Regions from separate parts of the Mus musculus genome. Here regions 1 and 3 are each linked to region 2. The links are chromatin loops, found by intact Hi-C in ENCODE. Cell type or tissue: heart. All regions are shown on one strand.

Region 1 (2,500 bases), 500 kb before region 2:
TTACAATAGCTGGGATTTTTTGGAGTCACTTCTTCTTCTTCTTCTTCTTCTTCTTCTTCTTCTTCTTCTTCTTCTTCTTCTTCTTCTTCTTCTTCTTCTCCTCCTCCTCCTCCTCCTCCTCCTCCTCCTCCTCCTCCTCCTCCTCCTTCTTCTTCTTCTTCTTCTTCTTCTTCTTCTCCTTCTTCTTAAAACTCAGCTGTGTAGAGAGTGTTTATAGTTATGCCCAACTTACAGATAAGAAAACCGAGGCACCGAATTGCTTAAGGTGACATATGCGGCTAAGCTGAGGTTGAAGAGAGCCCAGGCTGTCTGTCTATAGAGCCCAGACCCTGACTATCTTTCCTGTCACTATTTAGATGTCTTTGATTAACTCTTTGTCTTCTTATCTAGAACCAGGATCATTGCCACTTGACTCTGGAGCAGAAAAATACTACACTGTCTGAAACAGGTAAAAGCCTGGTGATATCTCCTCAGTGGGTGGTTGGGAGTTTGGAAACCGTCTGGTTCCTAGAGGCCTGACCCTTGCGTGCTCTAGATTCGTCCACATTGCAAGTCTATGGAGATGCAAGTTAATGTGTAGAAAATGAGGGTAATGTAAACACAATACCTCCCATGAAAACGAGAACCGGTTCCTGCAGAATGCGTTCCTTTGTTGTCCTGCAGAGAGCAGCTTTTCCAGTTTGTCCTGTTTGTACATCATCTCAGCAGTCCTTATCTGACTATAAATGCTTAGTGTTAGAAGGTCTCCTTCAAACCGGAGAGAATATTGTATTGGTTTCGGTTCGGTGTTACAGAAGGCATTTGAAATAAGCTCTTTTTAATGTGTCAGTCAAGCCAAATACATTTATTTTTACACTTTCACACGAGTGTACAACATATTGTGGTCATAGTCTTACCCTATTACCGTTCTCCCTCACGCTTGTATTGACTTTCTTCTTCCCATGCCTTTTTTAGCCCCACGAGGGCTGCTTGTGTGATCATGGCTATGGGGTGGGTCATTTAATTAAAGCAGGGGCAACTTACCAGTGGCTACACCACTGAAGAAATGGCACCCTCACCCCAGCAACTGTTAACTGCCACTAGCTCCTTGGCAGGGTGGGGTGGGGTGGGTGGACGCCTCAGGAGCCTCCCCTATCCACGGTGGAATGTTGAAGGGACCAATCTGACACCAGTTCTTTACAACATATGATTTTACTTTAAATTAATTTAACCCTTAGTTAAATCATTTAAGTTCTTTGGCTTTCAGCCCCACCGAATCTTCACCTTGGACTATAGGCTTGGTTGCCTGAGGCACATTTGGATGCATTGGAGTCATTTCTGTTACTCATTGTGCCTCTGACTGGATGAGGGATGCGAAGGAGGTGAAGTTTGGTGTCCTCCGTGGCTCATGTGCTTGAACATTCGTGCCCAGTAGGTGGCGCTGTTTTTCGAAGGTTAAGAAATCCTTAGAAGGATTCAGGTCGGGCCTTGGGCCTCTATTTCCTACAGGAGCTTTCTGTTTCCTGATCTGTGAAGATGTGAACAAGCCGCATGACAAGCTGGAGAGGCGATCCTCTGTTACAGAAAAGAGCCAGCTGAGCAAGGTGTGGGGAACAAGGCAGTTTCTCAGGTCTCCGCTTCAGTTTCTGCCTCCAGATCCCTTCCTTGGCTTTCCTCAGCGATCAGGTCATGGTAAGTCAAATTAACCCTTTCTTCTCTAGGCTGCTCTTGGTCATGCCGGCTTTATCGCAGCCATAGAAAATAAACCAAGAATGGGTTACTGTCGAGAGGTGTTGGAGGAGCGGGCTGACCTTCACAGTGTTGGGGAGTTGGCAGTTCAGAAGCCTCACACTAAACAACTGAGTTATTAGAGGATAGTTATATGGAGGATGAGTGAGTTTCGTGTGTTCTGTGAGGAGGGCTGGGGCTAGCTCAGCGGCAGAGTGCCTGCCTAGTGTATCTGAGACACTGAGTTCAACTCTTACACCACCCAGAGAACAAAATCCCAGAGTTAGGGAAGAACATTTGCAATGCATGTTCTATAACTAGGGGTCAAAGGTCTCAGGATGTGCACGGGGATGAGTTGGACAATGACAAAACAGGTATAGATGTAAAACTCCTCGGGTGGCTTCTCATTGCTACCCAGAGTGTGATGTGTGCAGGTGTGGAATAAGAACCATTGGCTTGCACTGGCTTGGGTGTCTGAGTGTGGGCAACAAGTCCAACATTCTGTGAAAAATGCCTCACCCCTGACTGTGAATAACCAGCAAATATACAGTGGGAGGTTTGAAATTCACCTTTGAGCACTGTCCTCGAATCTGTTTGACATTTTTTTTATGATTGACTTGGGTAGTGATGAATTCACAGATGATGGGAAGAGGAGTTTGGGGAGGGATATGGACCACAGAGTCAGGTGAGAGTTCTAGATGTGAGCCTTGGGTCTGTCATTTCCCAACTGGATGCTCTCCCTTTCTCCATCTTCTTCCCCCTCCCTTCTTCCCTCCCTCGCTCCCCCTTTCTC
Region 2 (2,500 bases):
CTGTGATCCTTGTTGTGTCAGAACTCCTCAGAGTCAAGCTGTCTCTGAGATCCTGTGATTCTGGGATCCTGTGATCCTGAGATCCTGGCTGTGTCTGAGCTCCTCGGAGTTAAGCTGGCTCTGGGACCCTGAGATCCTGTTGTGTCTAAGCTCCTGTGATCCTGGGCATGTTAGAGCACCTGGGAGTGGAGCTTCCTCTGGGTGTTGTGGGACTGGCTGCAGAGTTTGCATCCAAGGTCTGCTCAGGGCACTGGCACAGACAGACCAGAAGGAACCCTTGCCACCGGTGTGGTGGAATTTCTGGGTGCCTGGGTTCTGCTGGTTGCAGTTACTCTTGGTGTTGTGACAGATGTGTCCTCCTCACCTCTGATCTTATTTATCATCAGTTGCTTTTCTATGAAGACATTTTGAGTTCTCTGGACCTCTTACTTGTGAATTGTTCTCTGAAAATGTTGAGAAATTCACAAACTGTATGGCCAGTGGTGAACGAGACATTCCTATGAATGCTGCAAACATCAGAGGAAATGGAAGGACTTATGTTAGCTCACAGTTTAGAAGGTTTCAGGCCACAGTCTTCAGTTCTGTGGGTTTGGGCTCATGGTTAGTTAAGAACATCTTGGTGGTAGAATGATGTGTCAGAGACCACTCATGGAAGCAGGGAAGCAGGAAGCAGAGAAGAAGGGACTGGCAACCAAGTATAACATTCAAAGTCTGTCTGTAGAGACCTACCTCCTCCATATGACCTCACAAAATAACTCCACTGTCTATGTAGCAAGTGCTCATTGGGGGATCATTTTACATTCAAATCGCTACACTTTGTGTCTTCATCTGTCATATGCAATATCTACGTGAGCTTACAGGTCTCTCACAGCTGTGACCATCACAGAAGGGACCCTCGTCCCTACTTCTGGAGATGTCAATGGGAAACAGCATTTCTATTTCTGAAGACTCTTATGCATTTATCCACTGATAACAGTGCTGGGTATACAACTTAAGACCTTGCACATGCTAGGTATGTTCTCTGCCATTGAATAGTACCCCACTTCTGAAACCATCTACTAAGTTGGGTCAATTTAATTTGTCTAACTGTGCCTCTAGTTAAGGACTTTAAGAAAAAAAAAAGTCAAGCAATCCATGCCGGAATAAGAAGATATGGAACTAGCACAGAATCCAGAATCAGATTAGCCCTTAAAACTTCAGTTCAATCTTCCTGCGCAAGAGCTTGAGTTAGTCAAGAGAAACTGTCCATGGTTTTGACTTTAGTCTGAATTCCTCCAAGTGCTGATTTCCTAGCCCAGACCAAAGCCACAAGGGCCCCACTGTCTCAGCAGATGGTTGCTTGTTTGTCTTACACTCTTGCCTTGTGGCAGGAAGCACAGTTCTATTTTCCACACTTGATATTCTTTTGCTTCCTACTTCAGCACCTTAGGGTCCTGGACCGAGATTATGAATATCTGTTCACGGGCTCCACCTAGTGGACATAAAAAACATAATTCTCAATTGTTATTTTATCTCATCTTTCTTTAATCAACGAATACAAAAGTTGAGAATACTTCATGTATGACATTAATCCACCCCCCCCCCGTTTTAAACTGAAGGAATCATTTTCATCTGATGTTTGATCACCAAAATAAAAAATGAAGGATGGTTGGTTGGTTATTTCTTAGTCATCATCATCATCATAGTTATGTACTGTTTGTACTTGAAAACTGTTATAAGTATTCTATCCAAGTGCAATCAACTATTGATAGGATTATCATCGGATACAAACACCAGTGGACATTTTGGTTAATAGATAGGAGGATTTCAAATCAATGACTGAATCTATGGAGGCATTTAGACCTACTAGAGGCAAAGCATCCTTCACACAGCTAGTCAGAGGCAGAGGTTCTCAGACTTCTGGTGCAGCCACATTGATATTCTCTCTTGCTCTAACTTATCCTCGCTGAGGCAAAAGCATCACAGTGCTGCTTAAAACTATGTTGCTCTTCAGACATTTGACTGAAGTCTAATGCAGAAGCCAGCAGAAAGCAAACACACAGACAAAATCATTTAGAGTGATTATAGCAGTAGAAGCACAGAGAGAACACCAGCAGACCGTGTGTATACAACCTGAATGAATGGCAGCTCCAGTAGACTGCTGTGGAGGATGAGTCAGAGGAGGAGAGGAAAACCTATTGTGTTCTAGAAAAGGGAGGAATGGGGGAGATGGAGGGTTCTCCTGCAATAGTGCTCTCCAGGAATAAGGAAGGGCTTCGAAAAACAATATTCAGATGATGAAGGTGGTGTGCTAATGATCAGCTTTGGCATCCATGTGGTGGGTAAACTGAGGCAGGCAGCCATTGGGAGCCTGCGCTTAGAGCCACTGACAGAGGTGTATCCAGATACCTACAGGGGTTGCTGCCAAAGGCAGCAAGTGATTAGAGAACTTACTCAGCAGCCTTTTTTTTTGAGGGAACAAAGCTTAATTTACTGGGGCTGACACTCCCTATGGCCAGTG
Region 3 (2,500 bases), 700 kb before region 2:
TTTTTTGTTATTTATTTGTTTAAGACAATGCCTCACGTAGCCTAGACCGGCCTCAAACTCTCCACGGAGCCAAGGGTGGTCTTGAATTCCTGATCTTCCTGCCTCTGCCATCCAAGATCTGGGATTACAAGTATGTGCTCCCCTCCCCCACCCCGTGACTGGCTAGTTAATTAGTTCTTATACACAGCCAAACAAGGGATTTAGGATTAGGCCTAACTTTTTTTTAAAAAGTGCTAACATTTTCTAAAATTGTACCAAGTCTAAAAATTTCTGACATTACTTATGACTATCTAAACTTGAACAACCATCAATTACAGGTTCACTGGGAATGATATCAGAAGTAATATGTAGCATTTTGATTAGTATACTATACTTTTTATTGGTTGCGTTCTGCAATTTTGGGGAAATGTTGATAAGGAAGAGATTTTGCCAGACAAGTGGGGTTAGGGTAACTAAGAGTGGAGAAGACCATCTGGGTCCGTTGGACCTCTCATCTCTGGATTTCAATGTGCTTATTGGCTATACAAGAATGGTAGAACCATCCAGATATAAACAGGTTAGTACATATTTGTGTTTGCACACGTATGTAGAGACCAGAGGTCAGTGTCAGGTGGTGTCTAGTTTGACACTGTTCTTGTGAAGAATACCATGACCAAGCAACATTTCCTGGTCAAACCTCACCAATGAGGGAAACGGGGCAGCAACTAAAGCAGGGACTGAAGCAGAAATCACGAGAACCCCTGCGGATGGGCTTGCTCCTTTCTTATATAGCCCAGGTTCATCTGTGTAGAGATGTACTGTCCACAGTGAGCTGGGTCCCCCTCCTTCATCCATCAGACAGAGGTCAATATCATGGAGGAGACAGTCTTTCTAGGTGTGTCACGTTGACAGTCAAGATACTAACACAGGTCATTTCCTCTACGATTCACCTATATATTTATTTATTTAGCTTCTTTTTCAAGACAGGTTTGGTGTGTGTGTGTGTGTCCTAGAACTAGCTTCGTAGACCAGGCTGACATGGAACTCACAGAGATCCCCCTGCCTCTGTCTCCTGAGTGCTGAGATTGAAGGTGTGCGCCACCACCACTCTGCTTTACGCCTTATTTATTTTGTTTAATCCAAGCTCTTGCTGAATATGGAGCTTACCGTTTGTCAAGACTAACTGGCCAGTGAGCTCCAGGAATCCCCCTGTCTCACCTCCCCGGTGCTAGGATTCCAGAATGCACCATCACACCTGCTTTTTAAGTGGCTGCTGGGATCTGATCTCAGCCTTTTCCTGACTGAGCTATTTTCCTAAGGCCCTAAACGTGGTTTTTAAAGGTAAAAATGGAGAGCTGACTCAGCAGTTCGGAGCACTTGCTGTTCTTACACAGGCCTGGGGTTCAGCTGCCGGCAGCCTACAGCTGTAACCATCTGTAACTCTAGTTCCAGGTGATCGAACATCCATCCCCTCTGGCCCCGCACAGGTACCTATATGTGTATATGTATACATACAATCTGGCACATACATACACTGAACACACACACACTTTGGACTTCACATGTGACCTAAACAGCAAGCACTAGAGGGCAGTAGCTGATTAACAAGGGTAGCCAGGAAGGCAGAAGGAGAAAATGACCCAAGGGCTTCTCCCCTTCCTCCTCACCTCTTCTCTCCTCACCTCCTCTTTCCTCAAGGCCTTCTTCCCCTCCATTCTCCTAATAACTGCCTCCCCCCCACCACCACCACCACCACAGTCTGGGTAAAACGAATTTGAGAGAAAAGCTGGCCTATTGAAAGTCCATTTTTTTTTCATGTATTTTCCAATTTACCAGCTTGACACAGCTCTCCAAGGAGCTTACACAAGCTTTAAGGAGGTTGAATAAATAAAGCCTGGCGATGGTTGAACAAGCAGCTTTTTGAATATCCACTTGTAGAGCAGAATCAGATTTGTAACCAAGTGCCTTGGGAGTTGGAAACGGCTCCCCTCCTCGTTAGTGGGCTTGGAGAGGAAAGAGAAAGGCTCTCTCTGTATGTTTATGGAAGCTGCCTCCTGCCTCCTTGCCTCCACTTAGTGCCCACCTTTCCTGGGATGAAAGACTTGCTTTTTTTCTTCCTCTTTTTGAGTTCTCACTCTAGCCCAGGCTGACCACGGTTTCTCAATCCTCCTGCCTTCAGTTTAGAAGTATAGACTTACAGGTATGTTCTACAACGCCTGGCTCTAAATGTCTCCTTTCCCTCCCCCTCCCCCCTCTCTCTCTTCCTTCTTTTCCGTCTCTTTGCCATGGGGTCATGGAGTCCAGGCTGGCTTCCAGTTGGCTGCGTAGGCAAGGATGTGCTTGAACTTCTGACCCCCCTCCTTTCTGCTTCCTGAGTGCTGAGATTGCAGATGTACGCCATGGTGCTTGGTGTTAGGCCGGGCTAGGATGGGGACCCAGGGGCTTTGTGCATGCCAGGCAAGCATTCTACCAACTTGCTCCCCCTCTTTTTTTTTTTTTCTCCTCTCAACTTTGACCACTG

What was found. Peaks named below come from ENCODE experiments on the same cell type or tissue, not always from the same donor. Only the 100,000 strongest peaks of a DNase experiment are listed, where the experiment ranks them.
Region 1: a loop joins it to region 2, with 10 times the contacts of the local background. A loop is called at or near these places in 15 of 42 quality-filtered maps.
Region 3: it touches region 2 in a loop (5-fold over the local background); 5 of 42 quality-filtered maps call a loop at or near these places.

The regions. Positions count from the first base shown.
Region 1 is chr6:134,402,036-134,404,535 of GRCm38, reverse strand. The region is part of intron 2 of Bcl2l14 (BCL2-like 14 (apoptosis facilitator)); the gene reads right to left. It overlaps 4933406J09Rik (RIKEN cDNA 4933406J09 gene), which reads left to right and starts at 1,121. Exons shown (of 9, transcript NR_153848.1): 1 at 1,121-1,671. In heart, CTCF peaks have their summits at 1,210 and 1,410 (motif pointing right); no DNase peak of the experiment used is centred here.
Region 2 is chr6:133,903,611-133,906,110 of GRCm38, reverse strand. No RefSeq gene overlaps it. Among named protein-coding and RNA genes, the nearest start is that of Kap, 51 kb to the right of the region's middle. In heart, a CTCF peak has its summit at 1,476 (motif pointing left); no DNase peak of the experiment used is centred here.
Region 3 is chr6:134,606,547-134,609,046 of GRCm38, reverse strand. Gm38910 (a long non-coding RNA gene) reads left to right here and starts at 1,044. Exons shown (of 2, transcript XR_869496.1): 1 at 1,044-2,500. In heart, a CTCF peak has its summit at 1,547 (motif pointing right); DNase peaks (open chromatin) are centred at 1,526 and 2,366.